Linked DNA regions of Mus musculus: all the other regions are linked to region 1. A link is a loop called in an ENCODE intact Hi-C map of the cell type or tissue named here. Cell type or tissue: left cerebral cortex. All regions are shown on one strand. Each heading gives the region's core, and the rest is flanking DNA. Links, peaks and the distances in the headings are about the cores only.

Region 1 (4,787 bases), core at 313-4,312:
ACATTCAGTTTAACACAAAGGCAAGGCAGATGCTGATGTAGGGTGGACGGGTTCTACCTTGAGTTGTCATAATAGAGAAGCGGCTTGGGGAGGGCACTTAGGACTCAGCTGGAGCAGCAGCGGCCAGGAGGAAGTTCTCACTAAGGCAAGATGGTCTCCTTTTGCTCTGTTCTCGAGCGTCTAGTTCAGCTGTGGAGATATTTTCACTCTTTAGCGAAGACAGTGGTCCATATCTGCCGACCCCTAGGTGACATCCAATTTGGACCAACTTGTGGCTGTGAAGTGGTCACAATTGAAGGTTTCAGTTTGTCTCAGCCTTAGCCTGCTCTTACACGTATTCTCCTAGCCTCGGCTTCATCTGGCTTAGCCCTTTCCCGTTTCTTGCATCCCAGCCTTGTCCCTGTGAGCCAGCTCCTGGTTCACAAGGAGGAAAGAAAGATTTCTGCCTCTCCCCAGGACCCTTGGTTGGTCAGCTGGGGTTGCTGGTGGGGTTGCTGAACAAGGCAGGCAGCCCCACATGGCGTGGTTGTGGGCAAGAAGCTGATCTGCACTGTGTGGGGGTGGGGACTGACGAGAACAGGCCCACAGTCCTGCCCCCCCCCCCTGCCTTCTGGCTGGAGGAAGTGAGTCCAGCCTGGGGCCTCAGCAGCTGAATCAGTGGTTCTTGGAAGGTGATGATGTCACCGTGACATGGCTGTTCCCCTCCCCCAGTCAAAGTCAAAAGGAGAGTGAGCGACACAAGTTTCTCAGGCAGAGGCCTGAAGCTCTTAGGGAAGTCTGTGTTCACAGTCTGTGCTGGTCCCTTGATGCTACCTTGGTAGCCATTGTCATCCTTGGACTTCCGCTCTTCTCACCCTTGTCCTTTTCATCATCCTGTGTGCTGGAATTCTGGGAAAATATTGATGATATTTTCTTTTCTTTTTTGGGGGAGTGGGGGGGAGGGGACGGGCGTGTCTAATGTTTTCCAGATTGGCATGGACTAGCTGAGAAATTGAGGATGACTTTTTATTTTATTTTATTTTTATTTCATGTTTTGCCTGCTTTTATGTTTCTGAGGGTGTTGGGTCCCCTGGAACTGTGAGCTGCCCTGTGGGTGCTGGGAAGTGAACTCAGGTCCTCTGGAAAAGCAGCCAGTGCTCTTAACTACTGAGCCATCTCTCCAGTTCCCTGTGGATGACAGTTTCTAATCCTCCTGCCTCTACTGGAGTGCTAGGGTTTATGGACGTGACCACATGCTGGGGAGAGAACTCTTGGGTGGTACATGCTCAGCAAGCAGTTACCAACAGATCTACACTGGCAGCCCATCTTGATGATTTTAACCGTTTCCTGTCTTTGTTCTCCCATATGAATAGATGCACAAATCATAGAATATCATCTTGTCTGGCCAGGTGTGGTGGACTTTTTGGGATACAGAACTATCATGTCCTCTTAAAGACAGCATGTGAAAATGTATGCCTCATTTCCAGTTTCACATCTTTGCCTTTAAAAAAAAATTAATCACTTCTTACTGTTAGGGGCCGTGTCTCACTGGGCTGAGTGGGGAAATGCTAAGCTGCCATCTTTCCCCTGTCAAGGGCTCCCCCATTACCTCACTACCTCATGGTTGGGAACGTGGTGAGAGACTGGAGATGGATAATTTTCTCTTCTTAGGTGTCAGCTGCTGTAATGAAAGCCAACAGCATTCTACTGTGAGGCTCTGGGGGAACCCAGCTGGGCTGGCTAGGCCAGGGATTCCCTAAAAACAAAACAAAAACAACACCCAGTCTTCCTGGAGACCTTGTGTTAGACTCACTTGGGATAAAACGGGGCCTTTTGTCAGTTGGCTTCTGCTTCTCCAGACCAACCTTGATGGTACAGGGAGCCCTGGCAATGCCTTACACTGCCCGATGCTGCCCCCTGCAGGTGCATTGCCGACAGGGTCCCGCTGTCTCCCTTGGCCAAATGGTGGCTCTTCATCACCTGAAGTTGTCAGAGCAGTTAATAGAGCATGAACAGGAAGAAAATTAGGCTTTTCTGAGTGAACTAGGACACTGAGATAAATAGCGGAGGCATTGAGGATGATGGATGGATGTTCAAGCTTCAAATAATTTGACGTAGCAGGGATAACAGAAGGTGAGGACCAAAGTTTAGATCAAGGATCAGGGCAACTCAAGGCATGGCTGGTTTGAACTCCTGTTCAGTGCACGATGGAGAGGGTCCTAGACAATTGCGCAAGGTCATGAAGCTGGCAGATGATGGACATGGATGTGAACTCTGAGACTCTTCAGTGCTATTGTCACACTTGTGACATTTGGTGTTCGCACAGCTCCTAGCTAAGAGGTTGTCTTACTTTTATTTCTGTTGCGGGGACAAAGTGCTCTGACAGAAAGCAACTTAGGGGTGAAAGGGTTTCTTTCAAGTTCACAATTCTAGGTTCCAGTCCAGCATAGCAGGGAAGTCAAGGCAATAAGGAGCTTAGTAAGATAGCAAGTCACATCATCTCCACACTCAGGCATGCTTGCAACGCTGTTCATTTTCTCTACTTAGATACAGTCCAGGACTCAAACCTACGGAATGGTTCCACCCACAGTGGGCTGGGTCTTCTACATTTTACAACAATCAACACAGTTCCCTGCAGACAGTCCCACAAACTCTCTTACCAGGTTCCTAGATTGTGTTAAGTTGACAATTAAACTGACCAGAGGTCAAGATGCCTTGCAGGGAAGTCCCTTTATGGACTAGGTACTTGGGAATGAAGGTGAACTTTCAATAGGTAAATGAATGAAGAGATTTTTAGCTGTGGCCTCTGTAATGTAGTTTGAGGGATGCTGGGAAAATCTTTCCAACTTTCTCATCGTCTTGGCCTGAAGTGACACTATAGGAGAGACATTCTTTTGAGTAGGGTCGACTAAGTGGAGAGACTGATATTCAATCGTTATGCTTTTGTAATAACCTCTGTCTAAAAGGCCCTTCTAAAGGCCAGCATTTAACTGGCCATGGGAGCCCACCCAGTCTATGGCTGATGTGGTATCTATGTCTCCCCCATACACTTCTTCCTTTAGTCTCATGGGGTCCTCTTCAGCTTGCTCCTGGTTCTGGGTCTTCACTATAATCAAACCTCAGGTCAGTGGCAAAGTCAACATTTTAGCTGCAAAATCAGAAATGAGTATTTTCTCCTAAAATCCTCCTGGACCTTGCTTTAAAAAAAAGTGAAGATTCTTTAGAATTTGTCTCGCTTTATGTCCACCTGTCTGTCCATCCCCAACTCTCCCTAGCCTCTTCCCTGTATCTTCCTCCATCAACCTCTTCCTTCCAACAATTCAACCTTATGTAGGATTTGTTTGCTTTGTTACCCAGCAGGCATTTCCACATCCCCCTGCTTCCTTACTCACAACCCCCTAGGACAGGCCCACTACCTCTTTAGTGGACAATTCATCCTTCTCAACGAAGCCCCCGTTACTCCTACCGGCAACCTCCAAGACACGGGTAAGCGTTATAGCTTGGTGTTCCCTCCCCCGCTACGCTTGGAGGTCTATGTACGAATGAATGGGTAAACAAAATCAGCTGATGAGTGCCTTCTCCAGTGTCAAGGGGGTGTTGCTCTTGAAATACATATGAACCAAACCGGGCCTGTGTTTTCAAGTGTTGCTATGCATCAAATGTGTGATGTGCGCACAGGTGGGATATGCCAGCTCTGCTAAGAGATACATCTTGAACTGATATGAGCAGACGAGTTTCAGAACACTGTCATGGAGACAAATGAGTGCTCAGGCAGCAGGGTACCACTTAGGCTTTGACAGACATTGCAGAGAATGGGCTCACACGCACCTTTCTTGTTAAAAACAAAACAAAACAAAAACCAAAACCAAACCTTCCAACCTAATGGGAAGAGTGCTTCAAGATAGATCAGAACCTTAATCCCCAATGAACAACAACAACAACAACAAACCCTTCATGTTTGAAACAGGATGTAGTGGGCCAAGAACAAATTCTTTTTTTTTTTTTTTTTTTTAATGTGTGAGTATACTGTTGAGCTTTTCAGACACACCAGAAGAGGTCATCAGATCCCATTACAGATGGTTGGGAGCCACCATGTGGTTGCTGGGAATTGAATTCAGGACCTCTGGAAGAGCAGTCAGTGCTCGTAACCACTGAGCCATCTCTCCAGCCCCCAAGAACATAAATTCTTTTTTTTTTTTTTTTGAGTTTTTCTGGACAGGGTTTCTCTGTGTAGCCCTGGCTGTCCTGGAACTCACTCTGTAGACCAGGCTGGCCTCAAACTCAGAAATCCACCTGCCTCTGCCTCCCAAGTTCTGGGATTACAGGTGTACCACTGCCTGGCGAACATAAATTCTTAAAGATAGACCTAAAGGTAAGGGGAGGCTGAGGTTGCCGGCTAGATCCCTGGCAATGTGTTTAAAGTGAGTGTTTTGTATAGATCCACAACTTGTGATTTGGTTTAAACATTTTCAACTCTCATGGCTTTTTCAAATCCGTACAAATTCCGTGAGAATGTTGGATCTTCATCTTTTCCTGAGCTAGCTTGACACAGTACAGTGCTGTCTCATGTTGCTGGGCCACAGCGATGAGCTCTGACTCCCACATAGCCACTTGATCTCAAGGGGAACAATTAACAGTCTAGTGTGCTGGGCTGCTAAGTGTGGTGTTTGCTAGGCTCTTTGGATGAAGCACATTTTCAGCATACAATGTTTTCAACTTAGGATGAGTTAACTAGACTCTATCCGCATCATAAGTGATGGAGCATCTGCATATAATTATATATTTCACTCTGTGAAGTGATGAACCGG
Region 2 (4,787 bases), core at 580-4,579, 230 kb before region 1:
TAAGACGGGGACTCTGGGTTGCTTTTCTTTGCGTTCGGTCTGCGGGGCACCTAACAGCTGATTATTTACTTACTTCCCCACTGCCGGGATAGAGGCTGAGACCCACCTGCGTCATTCAGTGCCACTTCCTCATTTTTAATAAGCACTCAACAAATTAATAAACTTACTGGATAAAGAAAAATTATATTCCAAAATCAACTCTTGTTTCCTCCCCCACCTCCCAGTCCTCACACCATCTTTCTCTTTCATTTTATTTATTGTGCGGATGTGCATCAGGGAGCAAAGTCAACTGTCATTCCTCAGATACCTTCCTCCTCTATTTGAGACAGCCTCTCATTGGCCTGGAACTTCACCGGGTAGACTGGGCTAGCTCTAGGGACCTGCATGTCTGTTCCCATCTTGCCACTGTTGGGATCACAAAGTGCCCACTGTGCCTGGCTTCTTACATGTGGTATCTAGACTCAGGTCCTCACACTTATTAGGCAGATGCTTTCCTGACTGAACTATCATGGCTCTAGCTGTCTCTTTGATTTTAATAGTCTTGCCTATAATTGTTTTGTTTTGTTTTCTCCTTAGTGAGCAGGAACTTGAGCCTCCTGGAGGTTTACCAGTAGTAATATATTCAGATCTTAACATGAATGTCTTTACCCCATTTTGTTTAGGCGATTTGTGTGGAACTTCTTCCGTCTGGAGAACGAGCATCTAAATAACTGTGGTGAATTCCGAGCCGTGCGGGACATCTCTGTGGCCCCCCTCAACGCGGATGACCAGACACTACTTGAGCAGATGATGGACCAGGAGGATGGGGTTCGAAACCGCCAGAAGAACCGGTCGTGGAAGTACAATCAGAGCATATCCCTGCGTAGGCCCCGCCTGGCTTCCCAGTACGTAGAGTAGAGCACTCCTGTGTGGCTAGCAGCGGGTAACATTAGCTAAAAAGCTACTAGACTGGACCAGGTGAAGTTGCTGGCATTCAGCCATGCTTCCTCTTCAGACAGTAGTAACAAACCAACCCATGAGGTCAGACTTGTAGTATATCTTCAGGAGCACATGAGACACGCCAGGGTGTCTATCACCTACTGAGTAGGGATGTAAAGGACCACAGGAAAAGTGTGCTGGGAAATGACTTACCTGATTCTTGAGCATGACATGTGTGTGCAGATAACCTTCGAGTTCGTTTAGAAATCCTATCATTTGTGTAACCTTGTCTTTAATTCCTGTTAGCACTCTTCTGTACACTGGGATGTGTATAGTTCAAAGAGAGATTAAGAAGAATCAATTTGCTGGGCAGTGGAGGCACACGCCTTTAATCCCAGCTCTTGGAAGGCAAAGGCAGACAGATTTCTGAGTTCAAGGCCAGAGTTCAATCTGGTCTACAGAGTGAGTCCAGGACAGCCAGGACTACACAGAGAAACCCTGTCTCAAAAAATCAAAAAAAAAAAATTTTAAAGAATCAATTCATTATTTGTGAAATTTACCCAGCATCATCACAGAAAGACTTGAGCAAGCTGAAGCTACCTTATGAAGTCCATAACTAGGATTCTTACCTGCCACTGACTTTGTGTCCCAAAGCTAACAGTAAACATAAAGCATATGGTGACTGCACTCGGTGTTGAGAGAATAGAGAGAGAGACAGCAGAGTAGGTTACGATGAAAAACGTAAGTTGGACATTTTTCTGAAGGTAAGGGAGTGCTTGGACAAGGTAAAGACTGTGCCTGTGGAAATGGAGAGTAGGAAGGAAACACATGTGCTCAGACAGTAGTGAGAAAATGTAATTGGATGGGCTCATCTGAACTGACCCACACCTGTAAGCCCAGCATTTTGACAGTGGAAGCAGGAGGATCATAGCTACACAGCAAGCCCAGGCCAGCCTGGTTTACACTAGATCCTATCTCAAAAACAAACAAATAGCCAAAGACTAAAAACTGCAGGCTTCATCTTGTAGGGAAAGAAAAAGAACAAAACAAAACATGTTCTTCCAAAGAGGAGTGACAGGAAAGGAGACTGTGTCACTGCACAGTGCAGTAGGAAAGGGAAATCGGGACAGTAAAGGCCTGGATCGGGTTGTAAAGTCGGGTACAGGAGCATAGAGGAGATGAGCAGAAGGGGCTACAGTCCGGTGAGTACAGAAGCCCAGGCCTACCAAAGCTTTAGCTAGAGAGTGGGAATTTTCTGGAAAGAAAGTAGAGAAGGAAAAAGCAGAAAAGAGGAGAGTGAGTCTTAGGGCAGAGGAAAGTAGCAGAAGTCACAGTGGGAAATGAGCGGGAAGAGCACTGACTCAGCTGCACTCTGTCCAGGGAGGCACGGCAACCTGGGGTGCAGGAGCGCTGTGGGTAAGAGGGTGCTGAGGAGGTGGCTAGCCTCAAGGCCTGGAGAAAAGGCTGACAGACCAGAGCTCCTCACCGTGAAGGTCTCATAGCTACCAGCAGAGGGCAGTCTAAACATGGTTTCTGATCAAGAGGGAGGCTCTTGGTGCTAGTCTGTTCATTTCAGGGGTTTACAGGGAAACGCTGGGAAACTAGATGGCAGCCAGAGGAAGGCAGTTAGAAGAACAGGCTTAAGGTACAAAGAGTGCAGGGAATCTAAGGTGAGACCTGAGTCTCAGCTCTGACGTCATAGATTCATACAGCCTTAGCACAGCCTTAGCCTCCTGAATGTCAGCCTCCCCATCTGTCAAGTGGGAGTAACAGATCTCCTGTCAGAAACACTGCCTTCACTGTTGAGGCTAACGAGTGTCGGGTTACCCAGTCCCATTTTTATTCGGTACAAGAATCTCTGCACAGCCTCCTAAATCAGCAGCGCTAACAGTTTGACCGAGGCTCCTGGCTATCACTGTACCAGTGCTCAAACTCAGATCCTTGTTTCCGGGTACTGCTCCGTCTTTAATTCAGCCTACTGCTGTTCCTACCTCTCCACTTGCAGTACATAGCTCCTGGGTAGTGTGCGTGCTTGCTAGTGGGAAGAGTGGACCCAGCAGCACTGCATGGGACTGATCATACATGTTCATTTCCTCTGATCACGCTAGATCCAAGGCTCGCGACACTAAGGTATTGATAGAAGACACAGATGACGAAGCTAACACTTGAATTCGCTGAAGTCTAGAGTAACATCCTTGGTTTTCTACTCTACAATCCTTTCCTCGACCAACGCAACCTCCAGCACCTTTTTCCAGCTGAGAACAGGAGAAAACAGAACACGTTCCCGGGCTCTTCAGATCGGGTCCTATGGACTCCGAGCAAGCTCACTGTGTTTCTTTTCTTTTCTTCTGGTTTAATCTTCATTTTCTATTTTTAAAACAAATACTTCATTTTGCCAATCAGAAGATGTTTTAAGGAACAAACACCTACTATCTTACGGATTGTTTACAATCACAAGGATACAGAAGCCCATCAGGATGAAGAGAAGCTTTGGAAGGAACGTCTGATGCACAGCCCAGAGAGCTCAGCTTCGCCGGCCGGTTTTGACTGTCTGAAACCGGACACCGGTTTTTAAATTTTCTGTCAGTTTCTATGGAGAGTTTTTCCCTTCCTTCATAGCCAGTGCAGAGACACTGGCAGCACTTGCAGGGAAAGTGCAGCTTGGAGCAGCACCTCCTCCACAAAGCTACTTTTAATTCGATGTGACTTTTCTCATCTGGGGAGGGCTTCGGGTGGGTGGGGAATATGCTGTATTCGTTACATACAGTTTCTCATTATTTATGAAACTTAACCATAAATGAATGCTACTCCTGTGAAGGGAGGCAGGAGGAACTAAGGCTCACTGGCACTGCGGAGGGTCAACCCCACACACCTCTTTCAGGAAACAACTAGTTGATTTTTTTCCCCTCATTTGTTTTAACTTTAAACCAAAGTTTTATTGCTAAATTTTAAGTTGCTGCTCTAGAGTCCCAAGCATCACTGTCATGACCAGGCAGGCATCCCCCTTGCATCCCAGTGGTGGAAATCCAGAGAAAAGGCTCTGACTGTTGTTTCTCTAGGAACAGGTGCAGGATACAGTCACCCAAATACCAGTCACAAAAATGACGGTTTGCCACGTGCTTCTGCATGTAGAATTGTAATCTTTACCAGTGGAAAGACAGGCCTGTTTCAGGCCCCTCACACTTTATTAGACATTTCCCCTTCTGGTCTCACCTTCTTCAGCCAGAATTTGATCAAATTAAAAGTCTTTTGTGGGGACTGTATTTCTGAGCATCTAGAACAAATCCTTTATATTCATCGACACAAAAGATCTTGGTGGCTATTTTTAAACCCAGCTGTATTAAAAGGTGATGTTGAATTTTACGACACCCCTACCATGGCCTGCTTTTAAATTCGGGGCTTCTAAACCTGGTTGTACTTTTTAAATTATATTTCTTAGAAAATTCAGGATATAAATACCTACTTTATTCTCTATCTCACCCCCTTTCTTCATAAATTCTCTAGAGAAGCCTAAAAACATACAGCGCTTGACTGTCTTGAAAATGGTTGGTTTCATATCTGGTACTCATCAGCTTGTCACTGGGAATCTAGATCGTTGGTAGTAGTGACTGCCCAGCATTCTTGAGACCCTTGATTTTCTCTCCAGCATGGGTCAGGGTAGAGAAACAGCCATTATTCAGTAAAATTAATATAAATACCAGGAAAAGGTAAATAAATGGCCCCACCCTTCAGATCTAGATAAAAGTCCCACGTAGGAGGGCCATGAACGTGTGCCCTTGTCAGATGAACTTTAGACTAAGAAACCGGTGACTAGGGAAACAGCAGTAACACTTACATTGTTTTAAAACTTGGCTACTGCCCCTTAGCTC
Region 3 (4,787 bases), core at 299-4,298, 170 kb before region 1:
GAGTTCGTGCCCTGCATTCTTTAACCTACTCCTTGGCCACAGTGACTCCTTAGTCCAAATGAGCTTTCTTTTCTTTGTCTCTTTGTTTCCTTCCTTCTTTCCTCCCTCCCTCCCTTCCTTTCTTTCTAAAAAGAAGTATTTTCTCTGTGTGTTTTGCCTTCATATATATGTCTTTGTGCATGCCTGGTACTCGCAGAAGCCAGAAGAGCGCATTGGATCCCCCTCGGACTGGGGTTGTTATAAGCAGTTATGAGCTATTATGCGGGTACTGGATATCGAACCTGGGTTCTCTGGAAGAGCGGCCAGTGCTCTTAGCCGCCTAGACATCTCTCCAACCCCTAAACAATCCCCATCTGTAATGTCACGGCAAGCCTTGACTGGCCTCTTTGTTCTGGTCTTTCTCCACGTGGCCTCCAAGGTGTTTTTTCTGAGGCTGGACAGACCTGGCCATACCAATGGCACCTTGCCAGGACTGCTTCCAGATCTGCTGTCTGTGGCTTTTACATCTCCCCACTTTCCCAGAACACTCTTGGCCTCTGCTGAATAGACAGACACTTCTACAGTCAGATCACGCAGTCTGACTGAATCTGCACCTGACTGCCTCTGCTGTCTCTACCTGCTGACGCCTGTTCTTTCCTCCTTTAGAAGTCACCACAGTCCTTAGGCTGCGTGGCTTCTGCTGTTTGCCTTCTCACAGAGTTTCACCCCTCCATGTCTCTCTCCCCTCACTGGAATATGATGTCTACACCCCCAATACTGTCTCAGTAGCTAGTGTACCCAGTTCACATTCAGTGAATACAGGGCACCAGCTAAGCATCTCCCTCTCCGAGTGCCAGGCTTAGCAAATCACCTCCGCACACTCACCTCTACCAGACCTCCGGAAATCCTGCTCTGTGCTGTGTGCTGGGAGCGCAGAGCTATTCTGTTCTCTGCACCCTCCCCTGTGCAGAGTTAGGAAGGAAACCATAGCCTAAAGCAGGGCCCTTCCTAATGCTGTGACACTTGAATACAGTTCCTCATGTTGTGGTCACTCCCAACCATAAAATAATTTTTGTTGCTACTTTGTAACAAATTTTGCTACTGTTATGAATCATAATGTAAATGTCAATGTAAAAATGTGCAGGATCTGATATGTGACCCCTGTGAAAAGGTTGTTCAACCCCCAGAGGGCCTCGACCCCCAGGGTGGGAAGTGCTGGTCTAAGGCACTGGACCTTTTTATTTCCAGGGCCGAGGAGGGGAGAGAACGCAGGGTGAATGGCAGTCCACGGACTGGTTTCACTCAGGACAGGGTCTAGGAGTGGAGGCCCTTGTGCAGTGTGTGCTGGGTGGAGGAGAAGGAGAGGGTGAGCTGGGAATGAAGACAGCATGCATCGCCTCCTGTCCCTGGAAGCTCTCCAGATAGACTTCTCAGGTGTGGAGCTGGGAGCTGTGGCCTTTGCACTTCTCACCACTGGAACGTCTCCATAAGTCACCCAAGGGAAATGACAATGTCTCTTGTGTCTCAGAGGTCTTGCTGTAGTTTAAGCTGAGGGGCTGAAGGTAGAGAGCAGCCTGGTTCAAAAAGGCTATGACATACAGGAAGGATGGTACAGAAACTTGCAAAAACTGGGGGAAAAACAAACTAAAAGAAAAACATTGTCTCTCAGGAGCACAAATGCCTGAGCCTCTACCCCTGACTAGCACATACCACACCTTCCCCCATGTCCCTCTCTTTTCCTGTGTCCCTGTCTTCTCCCGTGTCCACATATCATTTCTCATGCTGTCTTTCTTTTGCCTGGGCACCTGGTCCTTTTTTTTCTTCCAGCTGGTGAGCTCTTGCTTCCAGCCTCACTCAAGGACCAGCCTGCCTCTGTCAGCCTGCCTTCTTGGGCAAAGCCTCTCTGCTCCCAGTTAAAAGCTCCTGGAGCTGTCACGTTACCTGGCTCACCCCCACTCCTAGCTGGACCCGTCCTGCTCTAAGGTGTGTCTTAGTATGCCACCAGAGAGCCACACCCCCAGCCCCTCCCCTTTGGACAGGATCTCCTATGTGACTTTGGCTGGTCCTCCTGACCCTTCTGCCTTGGCTTCTGAGTGCTGGGGAGATTTTCAAAGTGAGATAGGCACGCGAATAATGCTAAATGCTTTGAACACTTGTGCAGTCCCATCTTTTGAAGCAGGCTCCGCTGACTCCTGCTGGGCACCCGGGGGTCCTGACCAAAGCTTGCGCCACACAATTGTTTTCTTTTTTTTTTTCCATTTTTTATTAGGTATTTAGCTCATTTACATTTCCAATGCTATACCAAAAGTCCCCCATACCCACCCACCCCCACTCCCCTACCCACCCACTCCCCCTTTTTGGCCCTGGCGTTCCCCTGTACTGGGGCATATAAAGTTTGCGTGTCCAATGGGCCTCTCTTTCCAGTGATGGCCGACTAGGCCATCTTTTGATACATATGCAGCTAGAGTCAAGAGCTCCGGGGTACTGGTTAGTTCATATTGTTGTTCCACCTATAGGGTTGCAGATCCCTTTAGCTCCTTGGCTACTTTCTCTAGTTCCTCCATTGGGAGCCCTGTGATCCATCCATTAGCTGACTGTGAGCATCCACTTCTGTGTTTGCTAGGCCCCGGCACACAATTGTTTTCATAAACCTCAGGTTTATGGTTCCCAGCAAATCCTCTGTGGGGACCCCTTCCCAGGCTGGTTTTCTCACCTGTAATACTGGGCCTTCCCCACTAGGTGTCATCCTCCCATCAGCATCGGAGAGCAACTTCCTTCCAGAACCTCCATTCTCTGCTAGGTGGCAAGGGAGACCGGTCCAGCCTCTACCTGGTAGAGGGGTCAGGGGACAGCAGTGGACCCAGCAGGTAAGCATGGCACAAGTGACCCAAATGATAAACTCAGAGTGGCACCACAGCCCATTTGTCTCGTTAAGAGGAAGTGGAGCAGAGTAGCTGAGTGTTGCCGTCCACAAATCTCCAATGTGGAGAAACGGAGTGACACAGACATCTCAGAATGACACCTTTGTGCCCTTGCCATGTGCGCTGAGCACTGTGAGGCACGGGTTTGCTGGAAGGTGGCGCTGGCAGGCTTGAAGCCTCTCTCCCTTGGCTGTCTGCTGACATCCTGGGATCAGTAACACAGCTAAAGATCTTTCTAAACACCCAGATGAGAACCCCCAGAGAGACCCTTGGTTCCTGGCCCAGGCCCCCTTGGTCATCCATTTTTACTCAGGGTTTCATGGAAGGACTTTGAGGGGGAAGGGCTCCTGAAAACATTAGATAAAATTATAGCTTTCCTCGGGTGCTCAGAGGTCTCTTTCTAAACACGTTAGAGACCACCGTCCTTGCTTCAAGGCTCTCTGGCCTGAGAAACCAACCGCCAGTAGACGTGGACACTGCCAGTCTCCACCCTAGGGAGCTCATTTTGCTGGCTGAGGTCAGAGAAACCAGCCCCTCCTGTCAGAAAGGTTCCTACATCAGATTCAGGTCACCTTAGGGCCCAGAAAAAACTGGCTGTGATACCTAACCCTACCGTTACTGTCTTTGGTCTCCTTGTAGGCCAGCCAAGGCCTTTCCCCATCGTGCCCTCAGTGTGGAAGATGTGGGTGCCCCTAGCCTGGCTCGTACTGTGGGCCGCGTGGTGGAGGTGTTCCCAGATGGCACGAGCCAGCTGCAGCTGCAGCGACCCCCAAAGGGCACCTTTGGATTCCATGTAGCCCATGGCAGTGGCCGGCGAGACTCAGGTATGCTCTCGGGATCCTCAGTAAAGCCCCTGGGGTGTGGCCAAGTTCCTTTGGGGCTTTGGTTGAGCAATGGAGAAAAGCTCTCCTCATTCCTCGGAAGCTCTTCCTAGGTGCCAGGTCCCAGGAGCCCTCATGCTGAGGGGGTAGAGCTGGCCGATTTGACTCCACTGCCCCCCTGTTGTCCTGTGACATCTAGAAATCCCAGCCAGCAGGGCTCTTCCAGAGGGGCAGAGGGAAACTGTCTGTGCTTGCCGGGTCTCAGCTATTCCTTTGATGTGGTTGATGTATTTCAACCGCCCCATCCTCCAGCTGCTGGTGTGTCTGGGCTTGTGGAGTGGGCCTGCCTGTCTGCAGTCCTGTCCACAGCCCTCCCTCCCCAGCTCCTGGAGGCTTTGTTCAGATCGATGTTGGCTCCAGGTGTCTGGCGGGGTTGCCTACTGTATCCTAATTCAATACCACCGTCACTGAATTCTGACCAGTTCTTGGTCCCTCTACATCCAGGAGTCCTGTGTGGCAACCTGACTTGCCCAGGCCAAAGCCCATGGTCTAGAATGTGTGAGTACATGAACCCTTGGAAGCTGTCCCCAGGCTCTGCTCAGCGGAGGGAGAGTGGGCAGAGGAGGGAGGGGATGACTTGGAAAGGCAAGCTCAGCAGTCTGTGCTGCTGGGCCCTGGGGAGAAGTAGTCCGCTCTCCAGTGTGCTAGGCCAGGGCTGTTTAACTGGGAAAGCCCTCCTGCTGCCGTGTCTGCAGCACACGCTGTGCTGCAGGGCACCTTTGGATTCCACGTGGCCCATGGCAGTGGCCGTCGAGACTCAGGTATGCTCTCAGGATCCTCAGAAAGCCCCTGGGGTCAAGTTCCTTTGGGGCTTTGGTTGAGCAATGGAGAAAAGCTCTCCTCGTCCCTCCAGAAGCTCTTCCTGGGTGCCAGGTCCAGCGTGTGTGCTAGCTCCTGTCCTGTGAATCACTCGGCATCTGTGAGTTAATGTGTGTCAGGTGCCTGCTAATAAGTATCTTGGATACCGGGGTTACAGCACAGCATGAAGCACGCAGACTGCAGACCT
Region 4 (4,787 bases), core at 381-4,380, 51 kb before region 1:
AGGTTCCCTTATTACTGGAAAATCTTTAGTAAGTCCCCGTGGCCCCATCTCCTCACTGAAGCATCCATGCTTCGCTATCATCACCTTGGAAACCTGGCAAATGAGATGCTCTCTGTTCTCCACCCTACCGCCAGCCCACCCCCACCCCTGCTTTGGTGCTTAAGAGTTTGTTATACCTTAGGGCTTTCGGCAACTCTTCAAATCCACTTTCCTTATTCAAACTTTCATCAATGCTACCTAAAGAGTCTCCAGACCCTTCTGTTACTCCAAATTCAAATGTAAGGTAGTAGGTTCAAATAACTAATGTGTACTGATAGTGTACGTGTGCTCACTGCTGTGCTAAGAGTGTTAAGTGTGCAATAAGCATCCTTTTCTCACAGTGCTCTAAGAGGTAGGCACTACTATTATCTCTGTAATCAAATGAAAAAAAAAAAGACGGAATGACAGAGAGGCAAAACACTTTTCCAAAGTGCTCTTCAGCAAGGAAGAAGTGGAGCTGGGACTCCCACTCCAGTAGCCTGTGCTTGCAAACATCTGTTTACAGTGACTTAAAAGTTCTCACACTTTTCCCAGTGGAAGTCTGGTAAGGCCTGAGGCCTTGGCCCTTCCAAGATGCTTCGGAGCCTTATTAGGACTATCTGAAAACCCTACCATTTCCAGGTTTATCAGAAAATTTGGGTAGGAATAGAACTGATGTTCTTTGTTTTTGTTTTAATAAAATCAGAATGCTCAGTGGGAATAGTGATGCACAACTTTAGTCCCAGCACTGGGGAGGCAGCGGCAGGCAGATCTCTGAGTTCAAGTCTAGCTTGGTCTACAGAGCTAGTTCCAGAACAGGACTACAGGACAGAACGAAAAAAACCCTCTCTATAAATAAATAAATAAATAAATAAATAAATAAATAAATAAATAAGCAGGCAAGTAAGTAAATAAATAAATATTTTAAAAAGAAGCGCTGATGAAACAAACAAAGCTTTGAAAGGACCAGGTCCTGAACCTGCCCATGGCTATCAGACAGCTCACTGACTCCACCCCAGACGGATCGTCAGTTGGCCTGTAAATTTAAGCGAGCTGTGTTAGACAGGAACATGGGATATGTCTGTACACTCGTTCAAGTGCTACTTACTACGCGGCATCGATAAATCTGTCTGTGAGATGCAGCATTACCTGATACACTCTCACTTGTAATGCACTGGGCCCCATCAGAGCCTCACTGGTCTGCTCTTCTTAGGAAACCTGAAGATGAAGTAGGGACAACTCTGTTGCTTTAAGGGTGAGTGGTCAGGATCTAGATGTGGTCTTGGATTTCAATACCCAATAAATATTTGTCAAAAAATAAAATAAAATAAAAAAGATTTTCCAAGAGAGAAAACGGAGAAGAACCTCATGCTATTACTGAACATATGTTGCTGTTGCTACATGTTATAATTATTTTCTCTCCTTCTCTATGTGGGCTGAGAATTCCTAGAAGGGAGGGACTCTGGGCTTCAGTTGTAGCAGTAATAGTGGCCAAAGTTAGCATCCCCCAAACCATCAGATCTGAAGGCATCCTGGTTGTGAACTGGCTCTTAATCAAGCCTACCTCTCACTAGTATTTCTTCCATGTAAATGGCCAAACCTATTGTAGGGTCAGGCAAACCTTTCACATAGACACCGTGTAAGCTGTGGTTAACTTTATTATTTAGATTGACTCTGAGAGTTGCCATTTATCTTCTGTGTAATAAAGAAGGTGTATCTGTGATTTCTTCATTTTATATTTGAAACTTCAGGGCCATAAGGCAATTTACAGAGCCATCAGGCACCAGTACAATCTTGTCATGGTCCTTCTGACAGGGATTTGCAAGACTCAGTGGATGGGACTACATTGACTGACCAGAAAAATTTTAGGAACCCTCCCCCCATACTTGACAAAAAACAATTTACATAATCAACATGGGAAACCAGAACTTATTTGTATTTTTAGAACTTACTAGATTTCCCCCAAAATAGATCAGTTACTTATTGTGTGTGTGTGTGGGGGGGGGGTATTAAACAAACAGACAAACAAAGAAAACCATTGTGGAGAAATAGGTAACATCTTCCATTTAAAATATGTGATAACTGAGAATCTGGGGAACGAAATGAAAGATGCCAGCTTTAGGTGAGAACAAACAACGTTGTACCTGAATTCTGTTCCTTCATAAGGCAGAAGCTTGGGTATTTCTAGAACGTTCCCTTTTGTTTGTAGTTAAATGCTGAGTATAACGCTAATGGGAAAGGGGCTAACTCCAACATAATATCTCAAATATATCGTGCTAGTTGTCATATATTGTCATCGCTTCCATTTCTGCCAAGAATGACCAGAAATTACAGCTGAAACAGCTATGAGCAGCTGGAAATTGTGTATGAAAGGAACTGAATTTTATTGTGCAGTAGATTCCAGCACACTAAACGAATGAAAGTTCCAGTCAGTGTGCTAAGGTACATCACAAAGCGGAATCCCTTACTACATACAGTTCTGTGGGCCTCGTTCTCCTCTATCAACGCCTCTGAACACAAATCCCACCGCACATGATCAATGGGCTGCCTGCAATCTCCCCCTTTAAGAGCTTGCTCCGCGGGACTAACGTTTGAACAGGCCCTGGGGCCCCTCCTCTGCCTCTGATTGGTCGGGGGCGGAGCACGAGGCACATCTGCCCGCCCAGAACGGTTAGCGGCGCTTTGTGATTGGCGTTCGAGGAGCATATATAAGGTGCAGTGTGGCCCCGCAGCGCTCAGTTTAGAGTCCGGCTCAGAACGGTTCTGTTGTCTGAAGGGAAGCGGCGGAGGGGGACTACGCGTCACCAGGTCTTTTCTCCACCGAGCTTTCAGACGCCGAGGGTACAACCACAGAGGAAGACCTGATCCCGCCTACAGCTCCTCTCGCAGCTTCAGAAGGCAAGCAGGCGTTCACCCTATCGTCTGGAAGCGAAGGCAGGATGGAGTTCAAGCTGGAGGCTCACCGCATCGTCAGCATCTCCCTGGGCAAGATCTACAACTCGCGGGTCCAGCGCGGCGGCATCAAGCTGCACAAGAACCTCTTGGTGTCGTTGGTGCTGCGCAGCGCCCGCCAAGTCTACCTGAGTGACCCCTGCCCTGGCCTCTACCTGGCTGGCCCTGCGGGGACCCCGGCGGTGCCGCCGCCTCAGCAGCCTGGAGAGCCTGTAGCCGGGCCACCCTCCGGCTGGGGAGAGCCGCCCCCGCCGGTCGCCCGTGCCGCCTGGCCGGAGCCCGAGCCTCAGCCGCAGCCTCAGCCTCAGCGTCCCTCCGTGTGCCACACGCCCGGAGCGGGAAGCTCAGAACCGGTGGCCGCGGTGGCCGGATCGGGGGAAGCTCTCCGGGGCGGAGAGGAGGACTCGGCGGCAGCTGCTTGGGGCCGCGTGGAGCGTCCGCGCGCGGCGTCTTCAGGAGGTGGCTCGGACGCGTGCCCCGAGGGGCCCCGGGCAGTGCGCCGCCCGTGCGGCTGTCCCCCGGCCGTGGAGGAGCGGTCCTCCGAGGACGGGTCCCCCGCGCCACCCGCCCCGTGTCCCAGGAAGCGTGGCGCAGCGGGAGTGGGTGGCGGCCGCGCGAGCTGCTCGGCACCCGGCTCTACCCCTCTCAAGAAGCCGCGCCGGAACTCGGAGGAGCAGCCAGTCACCGGCGAGGACGACACCGACGAGGAGATGGAGACCGGGAACGTGGCAAACCTCATCAGCATCTTCGGGTCTAGCTTCTCGGGACTCCTACGGAAAAGCCCCGCAGGCGGCCGAGAGGAAGAGGAGGCGGAGGAGGGCGGCCCGGAAGCCGCCGAGCCGGGGCAGATCTGCTGCGACAAGCCGGTGCTGAGAGACATGAGCCCCTGGAGCACAGCCATCGTGGCCTTCTGAGCCCCCGGGACCCGAGTGGCTGGAGCTTGAGCAGCGGGAGTCCCCGAAGTGCGGCCGGGGCCTCTCCCGGCCGCGAGGACGAGCCGAGACCGTAGGCGCTGGGCGCGTAGGGGAGACTGGTTGCTGCCGGGCAGCACATCGCCCCAGAAGGGGCAGCCCGGCTGGGCCGTGGCTCTCGAGTCTCATCCTGAGACCTAGAGTTGGAGGCTTATTGGAAGAGGACGATCGATCGTTAACTTTTGTATCTGTGTGTGTCCGTGTGTAAGTTTGTCTTGTGTTGAGACTGTTCTGTGATTCTGGAATGCACCACCCCTTCCCCGGGGCTTGAGACTTTGGGGGTGCAGACAGGGACTTTCCTCTGCCAGCAGCACAGAAAAGGAAGCTGCAGAAAGGCTCGAGGAAGGGGAGTTCCCCGTTCGATCTTGGGGGAGAGAGGGACTTTACACACACCTCTCTCTCATGAAAGCTACGACCGCACCGGGGCGCGGAGTGGCGTTTTCTCACAGGATTTCCTCAGACTAGAGGGAGTTCGTCTGGAGTAGAGACTTGTATTATTTTTCTCCCTCCCCATCCTTTCTCTGGCACAGAAGAAGCGCTTCTACCCTGTGATTACTCTGGGAAAGCAGAACATTAAGGGACCTTCAATTCCCCACAGGGGAAAAAAAGCTTGCTGAACTTCACAGAAGAGTTCAAGCTTGGAAATACGGAGTTTATAGAGAAAAGATATATTTTTTAAAAGCTCTAGCTCAGAACTTACTACACAGTGCTTTTAAAAAGTGTTTAATGAAACAAAGTTTACAGACGAGCTCTAAGTGGAAGGACCTTATGGCTTTGTAGATAAGGTGACTCCAGTCTTTGTTGTATAAAGGTTGGGGGAGCTGATAAGGTTTTTGTACAGTATTT
Region 5 (4,787 bases), core at 535-4,534, 92 kb before region 1:
TGGAGCCCCACAGTGGTCTCCTTGAGGTTCTTCCAGTATGCAAAGCATGCACCCTCAAGGATTTGGGCTCAGTTATCTGGAAGGGTCTTCCCCCATGGCCCCTCCTTCACTCTAGACACAACTCAATGTTACCTGGTCAAAGAAGCCATTTCTGGTCTGTTTAACACATTGGTTCTCTTCACTCTCTTTCCTTTCTCTACTTTTGTTTTCTTTATTTGTTTGCTTGTTTTGGGGGTTTTGTTCGTTTGTTTGTTTGTTTGTGACAAGAATTCTCTGTGTAGCCCTGGCTGTCCTGGAATTCACAGAGATCCACCTGTCTCTGTTACCCAACTGGGATTAAAGGCATATACCACCATGCATACTAGTTTCTTAATACAATTTATTATCACTTGACCTTGTATTATATATTTGTCAGTTGACAATATTCCTTCTAGAAATTATCTCAGAGGACTGGTCCTTTATTTGTTCCATATTGTGCTCCTAGCATCTAGAACTATGTTTACTAGAAATTCAGAAAAGAATAATACTTATATGAAGTGAAGTATTGATAAATGTTAAAGGGGTAGCCATGAAAGAGTAACTGTAATTGTTTCAATAGGAAATAGTCCTTACAGGTATATGTGATTGCGCCCTTGGTTTCAGATGACGGCTCTGTTGTGATATTGTGAAGTTTTAGGACACGGGACTTAGCTTGCAGACTTAAGGCTACAGAGGCAAGAATTGAGAGGTATAAGTTGACCCTACTTCTATCCCAAGCTCAGTACTTCCTAGCTGTGTAGTGTGATGATAGTGAGCTGCAAGCTTCTTGCTCCCCAACTAAGCTAATCCCAGCTTCCACGCCTTCTTCACTATGAGGGACTGTATTTCCTTAAGCCATTATGCAAATAAGTCGTTCCTGCTTTGTGCTGTTTCTGTCAAGTATCACATCAGAGCAATGAGAAAAGCAACTTATTGTGGTCATTGCAATGCTAAACCTGACGATGCAGTCTGTGGGACTTCAGAAGTGAAGTGTAAGAGTAATATAAAGTTTGGAGCTGTGGGCTCCAAATGCTGTAACTAGAACTTTGTGGGATGTTCTCGCAGAGGCCAAGAGGGACGTTATCAGGAATTGGACTAGAGGCTATTCCGGCAAAGAATCGATGTCCCCCCTCTGTGTCCTGAAAGTCAAAATGAGGCTGAATTAAAGAGCAATATACTAATGTGTTTGGTGAAGAAAATCTCTAGTCAGAAGTGTTCAGACTGTGGCGGTTACTGTCCCTGCTTTTAGCCCATATTACAGCAATAGACAGCTGAAAGCTGAGGGGAAATATTTGAAAAGTATATAGTTTGGCAGGGAAAGGGACATGAATACAGTTGTGGTCAAAGCAAGTGTGGGAAAAGCTGTGATAATTCATACAGGTATTAGTACTATTAAAGAAAAATCTCACATCTCTCCAGCCCCAAGATTTTGGATTTCGATCAGTGTTGGAACCCTTAAGATGTTAGGGGGTAGGGGGGGCTGGGGAAATGGCTCAGTGGTTAAGAGCACTGACTGCTCTTCCAGAGGTCCTGAGTTCAATTCCCAGCAACCACAAGGTGGCTTACAACCATCTGTAATGAGATCTGATGCCCTCTGCTGGTGTGTCTGAAGACAGTAACAGTGTACTTTTTTTTTTTAATGATTTTCAGACAAGCAAAAACTTTAATAAAATCAATCTCTCAAAGTAAAATAAATAAATAAATAAAAAGATGTTAGGGACTTTCCCAGTTGTAAAATGCACCTTGTATCATGAGGTAGCCATGGGCCTCTGGGGTCAGGGCTGTGGATTGAATGTGAAATGCACCCCCCCCAGGTTTGTATATTTACACACTAGGTGCTCAGTTGGTAGTGTCTCTTGAGAAGTTGTGTGGTTTGGGGGGCACACAACACAGATAACAGGTCTTAAGGTTGGCTAAGGGTTATTATCGTCCAGCACAATTCTAGCCTGAGCCCTCTGCTTTCTGACCTGGAAGGATATGAGGAACCGTAGCACAAGCTCCAGCAAGCCCAGACCAGGCTGATCCCAGCCACTCTTTCCTCTTCTCCATGGACTCTACTCCTTTATTCCATGAGCCAAAACAAATCCTTCCCCCCTTCGGTTTCTATCATGTATTTCTCAGTAGGGACAAGAAAAGTAATTAATACAGTGGCTAAGAAGTCAGACTGGCACATTTGTCAGTTTTAGACTTGCCGTTAAGAGCCAGTCTCTTGACAGTTGTTAGGAGAAGGGACTAATGGCTTCTGCTGCGTGCAGAACCATCGACATCACTGCATGCTTTGAGGAGTGTCCCAAGGTTCTTTTACCTAAAATACAACCATTTACTTCTCTCCTCATTCCCACAATCCCCGGGATCTCAAAGAGTAGTTATCAGAAATCACAATCATTTTTACCGTACTAAGACACTGAGCTGCTTGAAGAGGGTAACAATAAACTGTTCTTTATTGAAATGGCTACCCAATCAGAACCTCCTACCAACCTGAGGAAGATCTGCTTGGGCTCTAGGGACTGGAAGATCAAAGACTGAAACATGTCTGACACAAGGGGGCAGGAGAGAGCACTTTAATCCAGGCTCTGGAAGAGTCTCTCAAGCAGAGTTGAGTAGTCATAGGTAGAGAAGCTCCCGATGTGAGAGTTCAGCTTTTGATTTCTGGTTCCTTCACTGTGGCTTTTAAGGTTGTGCTTAATTTAGTTAATTTTGAGTAATGTACTTAATCTCTCTGCACCTTCCATCTGTGGAATGGGAATGATGGGACCTACCTTGATGGATGTTATTGTGAAGGCTGGGGATGTAGCCCGATAGATAAGAGTTCTTGTCTAGCTTGTACAAAGTCCTGGGATCAATCCCTCGTGCCACCTGAACCAGATTTGGTGATTTGTGAGGCAGGAGAATCAGAAGGTCAAGGTCATGGTTGACTACATAGACAGTTTGAGGCCAGCCTGACATGAGACCATGTTTTGTTTTGTTTAATTATTGTGAGGAATGAATGAAGCCAATGTTGCTCAAGGGTTTGTATAGCACTGGCCACATGGTCCCTGCACAAAAAATAAATACACGTAAATAGTGATGATGGAGGTACCTGCTGCCCTTTAGGCCTCACTGAAGGTGTAACTGGTCTGGCTTGATCTCCTTGGAGGATTTCTCAGGAACACTCCTACTCCTACGTGAGCAGGGTTGCTGTCTTGCCTACACCCCATAGGTGCCTTTTTTGTTTGTTTGTTTTTGTTTTTGTTTTTGTTTTTGTTTTTTGTTTTGTTTTGTTTTGGTTTTTCAAGACAGGATTTCTCTGTGTAGCCCTGGCTGTCCTGGAGCTCACTTTGTAGACCAGGAAGGCCTCAAACCCAGAAATCCACCTGCCTCTGCCTCCCAAGTTAAAGGCGTGGGCCACCACCGGCGGACTCGGTGCCTCTTTTGTGACACTTGTATTTGTTCTGTTATATAAAAATCCCCAGTTATACTGTAAATTTCTGGAGGGAAGAAGTGGTACCTGATTCATTTTCCTCTTCAGATGTTGCATCATAGCTTGTCCATGGTAGATATTCAATAAAAACAAGTCCGGGGTTTTATATTCCAGTAATTTTCCTTAGATGTTTGTCAAAAGTGGCCCAACTGCTATTGTACCAAGTTAAAGAGACAAGGCTCGGGGTGGGCGTGGGGCTGGGGGTGGGATGAGCCAGCACTCTGGTGTGAGAGATGCTTGTTGAGTTGAATGAACTCCCCAGAAGGCCTAGGAGATTTGAGTAAACAGTAAGTGATCCTTGAAGAGCAGTGTGACTGGCCCAGCTAGACAAAGCCAAATGCTAAGCTCATAGATGTCAGCTCCACAAGTGAGTCATGTTGGTGACTCATGGAAAGGGGCCAACCCAACCTGACTTCATAATCGTTGGAGCAAGAGGGGGAGCGGAGCAAATGGTTTCGAAATCACAGTCTGTGTAGAACAATTTTAGTCCTTCCAAATGATTCGACCTTAGTAGTTATATTAAATCTTCAAATATCTGGGCAACACATTCTGGTAAGATACGAATTGCCACAAGGTCTGGCATGCTATGAAGGGGAGTGTAACAAGGACTTTTCTTCATCTTCCCTGGTCTGAATTACCGACTTCATATCTGTCAGCCGACATCCCTGGATCATGAAGTGCCATTTTAGAAGCCTGGCTAAGGGCCAGGCACAACTTATACCTGTAGAGGCACCAGATGGGTCCCACAGAGAATGAAGAGAAGGCTGTGGTGTCCTTGGCCAGCATGCACGCCCTCTCTCCCCTTGGCCTGCTCAGCTCTTGACCCTGAGATCTTCTCCAAGATGTCACCCTCTCTATAGAACCTTTCCTAAGAGCCCACATTGACATGATAGCCCATATACGCTACTTCTAAAACCACCTTCTTTTACCTATACTATGTCCTGAACTTCTTGCACTATCTAGGAGTTCATTTCAGTTTACCTTGACCCTTACTGATGATCACAATCCTCATATTGATATTTCAATGGACGAAAAAGTAGAAAAATAGTAAGAAAGTAGCTACCAGGAGTGGTTGGGTATAGCAAGAAAAAGCATGGTGCTTTTGAAAGTATTTTCTGCAGGAGGCCTGAGCCTTAACGGCTGTTCTGACTCTGTTTAATCTGGGAAGAAGGGTGTATACCCCAGTATATGTAGCTGGAAGATGGTAGAAAGATGGCCCTCAATTATCAACCCAGAGGCCTTATTAGTAAAACAAGGGGTTGGACTGTCAGGGTTTTCTTTCCCTCAGAGGCTCTGGGGGCTTCTTGAG
Region 6 (4,787 bases), core at 267-4,266, 480 kb before region 1:
TGTCCATTTGCAGCCCTGGGTTGATTAGCTCAGTAACTAACAGTGTTTCAGGATTGTATTTTTCTTTCTACCTGTGACAGTGTAAATGTGATAGGTTCCATTTCTCTTCCAGATCCTCTTGCCTTTGCTGGTCTCTGTTGCTGTCTGTGGTACATCCATCACTCCCAGGTTTCAAATCCTGCTTCCTGCTCCATCTCTTCCTCCTCCAGCCTCCCCCCTCTCCTGCCCCCCCCCCCTTAAGCACAAGCAAAGCCCAGACATTGCCTGTCTCCTCTCCGTAGTAGAGCAGCGCTAACACAAAGCAGTTGTACGTAGCAGACTTTTCCAAAGATGTTGTGGCTAATGAGAACAGACAGAGCTATTATTGCCTAGAGCAGGAAATCATTTCAAGTTTAACATCAGATGTTATTGTTCCTAGAAACGCGTTGGCCATTCCTTCTGTGAAGAATCTCTGCCTGTTTGTGTCCCTCCTTGGCATCCCCAGGGCACTCTGAAGCCAAAGCTGTCTAAAAGGAGATCAAGAAATATCCCATCTGTCTATATGGATGGAGCTATTATTTATTAAGAGCCAGGGACTCTCCTAACCACGTACTGTATCTTTCTGAATACTCTGTATGCTTTCCCGTGGGACTCGTTTTTTTTGTGTGCAGTCTCCTGTGGGAGTTTTTTTGTTGTTGTTTGTTTTGTTTTCTTTGAGGAAACGTGAGAGTTGGGATCTGAACCCTGCTCCTTCTTCTCCAAGCCCGTGTTTCTAATTGCTATGCAGCTGCCCTGTACCGCCCCACACACTCCTTAGATCATCAGAATTCAGATCTGTTACTTACCCCTTAACTCAGCAAAGTTTTCTGTAGAGTCAGGCAAAAATTCCCCTAACATTTTCTCCCATGCAATTGAATCCTTTGCTCTGGCAAATCCCCCTCCCCCTCCCCCTCCCCCTCCCCAAGAGAACTTTCCTGTCCGCTCTGATCTCCTTCCCAGAGGCGCCTCACTGACTCTTCTAGATAACATTTTGCTGTCTCTGTCCCTACTCCCCTTTCTCCTACTGTCAGCTCACCTAAGGAAAGAGCCTCATTTTATCCTGGGAACTAGAGTCTGTTCATTTGTTCTACCCCTCTTTGAGGCAGGTGAACCCAGCAGGCAACAACACACCGCATCTCTCAGGTATTTCTCCCACAGTTGGGAGCAGGAGAGCGCTGGAGCTAACGCTGTATTTTCTTCCTCTTATCTCCTCTGCCTTCTCAAAGCTGGGCTTGGCATTCCATTAAGCCAGGACAGTCTGCCTTCCTGTGTCCTCATAATTCTAAATTATGTCCTTGCCATTGACTGGGATAATAGCCCCAGATAAGAGGGAGCTTTTGCATGACCTTGGCTCTGACAGACGCTCACGAGAACCAAGTCTGTATAAACCTGAGGGGAGAAATGACAACTCGGCGGCTCGAAGGAACACACAGTCCTGTCTCCAAACACCAAGAGACGATGAGTCACAAACCAGTGAGCAGATTTTAGAGAGTGGGGTGGGCTACCTATTTGCCTTTTTTTTTTTTTTTAAGAAGGAGAGAGAAAGACATGCCGCCAGTGTTGGAGTGCAGTGATCTGTGAGATAATGATGGAAAGCAGACAGGGGAAGCCAGGTTATAAAAATGTTGGGCAGGAGATAAGGGGTCCAGGTGGTCAGGAGCAGTGGAGCTGGCCTGAGAGAAGACTGACTCTGGCTAATGAAGGCCTGTGGCCACATTCCTGGAGAACAGTGGGAGAGGGTAAGCAGGCCCCAAGTAGAGTATAGCAGAAACAAAGGTGGGGGTGGGGTGGGAGAGAATGAGAGCGGCCTGTTCAAGGGACAATGAGTCACCCACTTGGCTTTTCTGTTCTCTCAACAGCTGCCACATAATAGCAGGCATCTAACAGGTTATCATTTCTTCCCTTAAAGATCTCAAAAATAAAGTTAGAGACCCAAATTCTCAATTTGGAAAATTCTCTCGTGATGTCAGCGCTCAGAGCCCGGGGAGGTGATAATTCCTGAGGCCAAGGTGAACCTGGGCCCTGGCAAAGTTCTCACCCTCGCTGGCTGGGAACTCCGTTTATTTAATGCTCTGGTGATTTGGGGATTCTGTTTTAGGAAAACCTAAAAATAACCTGGTCAAATCTTGCTTTAATTAGTAAGCATCGGGGTTGATTCTGACATTCTCCTAGCCGATCACAAGCTTTTCCACTGTCTTACTTTAGAAGCCGTGGAGCCAGGAAGTGTCTGTCGGCGGGAACTAATCCTGGTCACATTACTACACAAATGTCCCGGTGGCTTCACATCAGTCCTGCTGGTCTCTGCAAACTTCCAGGTATGTGTTCAGAGAGGCTGGGTTGTGAGTTCTTCTCCCTAGACACTACCGAAGCAGCCCCAGTCCAAGCCTGATGTAGGGGGGCGGACGGGTCTTCTCTGTTACAGAAGAGGCTGCTTTTCCAGAACTCTTTATTGAGGAGCTCGCTCTGCATCTGGCTCAACCTAGAAAGAATCAATCTTTTACCTACTATCATTGTTTCAAAAGCCACTTTTTAACCAGTCTCTCTTTCCTATTGGTTACTGTTTATCTCCAGTGCATTCAGATAGGGAATTGTTTTAACAAAGAAAGGAAGGAAGGAAGGAAGGAAGGAAGGAAGGAAGGAAGGAAGGAAGGAAGGAAGGAAGGAAGAAAGGAAGAAAGAAAGAAAATAAAAAAAGGAAAGAGAGGAAGAAGAAGGAGGAGGAGGAGGAGGAGGAGGAAAAAGAGAGAGAGAGAGAGAGAAAACACTTGTCAGTGTACGGAAGGAACACTTGAGATACCCTGTTCTCTTAGTCATCTGGAAATGCTAGGGAAAAACCAGCTAAGCCTCCTGGGTACATGAAAGTCACCTTTCCCCAGCTCAAAAATCACATTTCAAAGGGTGTTTGGTGCAAAAGCAAGGCAAGTAAAACCTACCCACAAAATAGTGTTAAGGGGAGTACACTGTTTTCCACAACAGAGCACAGCTGGTCTGGGACACACTCAGAAACAGCAGTGAGCAAACCCGACTGCAGGGAGCCAGGTGGCCTTGAGCAGAACACCTAACATCTCTCCACGTTCTCATTTCATTTAGAAATCAAGTGGGAAACACCCACTGTGCTTTGTCTCACGGTGACCAAAGGAAAAGAAATACGTCTAAAAGCACTTTGTAAACCTCAGGGCTTTATCGGTAACGCTTAAAGAAATCACAGAGGTGAATATTTGGGGACATACCTGGTGCAAAGCTTTATTTGTAAGTGGGTAGGAGTGGTACCTGTGAGCATACACAGGTCAAAACAACCCCCAGAATTGGTTTTCATCTTTAAAAGGTTACCAACTCACTTATAGTGTGTGTATATGTTACATGTCTGGGGGAGGAAGTGTGTAGGTCAGAGGACAACTTTTTGAAGTCATTTTCTCCCTCCATCTTTATACATCTTTTCATGGGTTCTCTGAATTGAACTTAGGTTGTCAGACTCTCTCATTATTATTATTATTATTATTATTATTATTATTATTATTATTATTAATTTGAGACAAGGTCTCACTATGTAGCCCTGGCTATCCTAGAACCCATGGTATATATCAGACTGGCCTCTAACTCACAGAGATCTACTTGGCTCTGCCTCCAGAGTGCTGGGACTCAAGGCACATGCCACTATACCCAGGCACATGCCACTATATATTTATTTTTGTGCTTTTTATTTTTATTTATTTATTTTTCTTCTGAGAACATCTAGGGATGGAACTCGGTTTTTCATGCTTGTGAGGCAAAGGCTTTTTTCTCAGAGCCTCTTTCAAAATGGCACTGTGGGGTATCTGCTATTTTATGTGATTTAAATCCCATGATTAGCAGGTTATTAATTAATACCCTAAGAACATACTGTTCTGCTATTACTTTGTCTTCCAGACGAACCATTTATCTCCGTACTTGTCGCTTAGGATTCTCTCCACGGAGTAAAAATGTTTGGAAGATCTGGGAGGAAATGGAGTGACATTTTTCTAAGTGTCTTCTGTCCAGAGACAAAGAACTTTCTCTTAGACCTCATAGGACAGTTGACCTGACAACATGGAGCAGGTCTAGAAGAAGGAGAAAATACCCTGAGAACAACTGACCAGGAGAACTGGAATCAACCAGTTAGAATGCCTGGAGAATCCCAGTCTGGTGAGGGAGGTCCTTCCGGGGTGAACAGAACACAGGAAGACTCCATGGTCCCAGGGAGGTAGAGTGGGAGGCTGCCCAGCCCCCTCCCTCAGCTCCACTCCCTTTTGAAGCCTAATCAATAAGAATGTCACAGAGGCGCTTTTCTAAGAAGGCGATGATTCGTGATTCAGGAAAAACCAGGGAGCCTTGGGAGGCAAATCAATACCCCAATCTCCTAGTGACTGGCGTGCTCAAAACATCCAATAGCTTGGGGTCCCCTTCTGGAGCTTATTTTCAAACTGATTTCTGACTCATTTCCATTTGAGACAAAACCATTACACTAGTTGATGCTAACAGGCAGGAAACTGGGCCCCTAAGTTTGCTAAATGAAATATTATTTCTCCCCTGCCTTTCCACATCACCGGCCTTTGCTTATTTGGTGAAAGAAACCAAAGAACATTTTACCTCAGTCCTGACAGCTCAGGTTGACAGCTGCCACAGTCTTGTGGGACCCTCCTCAATGCCCTCCTATATTTACAGGACAAATAACCCCAGGGTTTCCCTCTCAAGTGAGCATTTGAAGGACCCGCAGCCCTGTAGCAATGTAGAACCAGATGGGTAGTGTCTGG

Evidence for each region. Peaks named below come from ENCODE experiments on the same cell type or tissue, not always from the same donor. Only the 100,000 strongest peaks of a DNase experiment are listed, where the experiment ranks them.
Region 2: a loop joins it to region 1, with 4 times the contacts of the local background. A loop is called at or near these places in 8 of 42 quality-filtered maps.
Region 3: a loop joins it to region 1, with 8 times the contacts of the local background. A loop is called at or near these places in 28 of 42 quality-filtered maps.
Region 4: it touches region 1 in a loop (5-fold over the local background); 27 of 42 quality-filtered maps call a loop at or near these places.
Region 5: a loop joins it to region 1, with 8 times the contacts of the local background. A loop is called at or near these places in 31 of 42 quality-filtered maps.
Region 6: it touches region 1 in a loop (2.7-fold over the local background); 17 of 42 quality-filtered maps call a loop at or near these places.

Annotation. Positions count from the first base shown.
Region 1 is chr1:155,046,247-155,051,033 of GRCm38, reverse strand. The region is part of intron 2 of Gm41980 (a long non-coding RNA gene); the gene reads left to right. Gm41979 (a long non-coding RNA gene) reads left to right here and starts at 3,167. Exons shown (of 3, transcript XR_878637.3): 1 at 3,167-3,465. In left cerebral cortex, for the core only: a CTCF peak has its summit at 1,904 (motif pointing left); DNase peaks (open chromatin) are centred at 648 and 1,880; H3K27ac peaks cover 1,430 bases.
Region 2 is chr1:155,279,310-155,284,096 of GRCm38, reverse strand. Xpr1 (xenotropic and polytropic retrovirus receptor 1) reads left to right here. Exons shown (of 15, transcript NM_011273.2): 14 at 663-884; 15 at 3,027-4,787. The coding sequence ends at 3,087. Among named protein-coding and RNA genes, the nearest start is that of BC034090, 37 kb to the right of the region's middle. In left cerebral cortex, for the core only: a CTCF peak has its summit at 2,417 (motif pointing right); DNase peaks (open chromatin) are centred at 2,540, 3,153, 3,549 and 3,914; H3K27ac peaks cover 2,840 bases.
Region 3 is chr1:155,216,319-155,221,105 of GRCm38, reverse strand. It overlaps BC034090 (cDNA sequence BC034090), which reads left to right. Exons shown (of 10, transcript NM_001370865.1): 8 at 2,719-2,846; 9 at 3,540-3,724. Among named protein-coding and RNA genes, the nearest start is that of Gm31102, 24 kb to the left of the region's middle. In left cerebral cortex, for the core only: a CTCF peak has its summit at 2,727 (motif pointing right); a DNase peak (open chromatin) is centred at 2,747; H3K27ac peaks cover 898 bases.
Region 4 is chr1:155,097,601-155,102,387 of GRCm38, reverse strand. It overlaps Ier5 (immediate early response 5), which reads left to right and starts at 2,752. Exons shown (of 1, transcript NM_010500.2): 1 at 2,752-4,787. The coding sequence starts at 2,958. The coding sequence ends at 3,884. In left cerebral cortex, for the core only: a CTCF peak has its summit at 2,818; DNase peaks (open chromatin) are centred at 2,729, 3,631 and 4,244; H3K4me3 peaks cover 2,011 bases; H3K27ac peaks cover 1,592 bases.
Region 5 is chr1:155,138,067-155,142,853 of GRCm38, reverse strand. The region is part of intron 1 of Mr1 (major histocompatibility complex, class I-related); the gene reads left to right. Among named protein-coding and RNA genes, the nearest start is that of Mr1, 6.4 kb to the left of the region's middle. In left cerebral cortex, for the core only: CTCF peaks have their summits at 1,610 (motif pointing left) and 2,548 (motif pointing right); DNase peaks (open chromatin) are centred at 2,562 and 3,873.
Region 6 is chr1:155,524,572-155,529,358 of GRCm38, reverse strand. Gm5532 (predicted gene 5532) reads left to right here and starts at 2,248. Exons shown (of 2, transcript NR_132128.1): 1 at 2,248-2,333. In left cerebral cortex, for the core only: no CTCF peak of the experiment used is centred there; DNase peaks (open chromatin) are centred at 1,379, 1,930 and 2,167.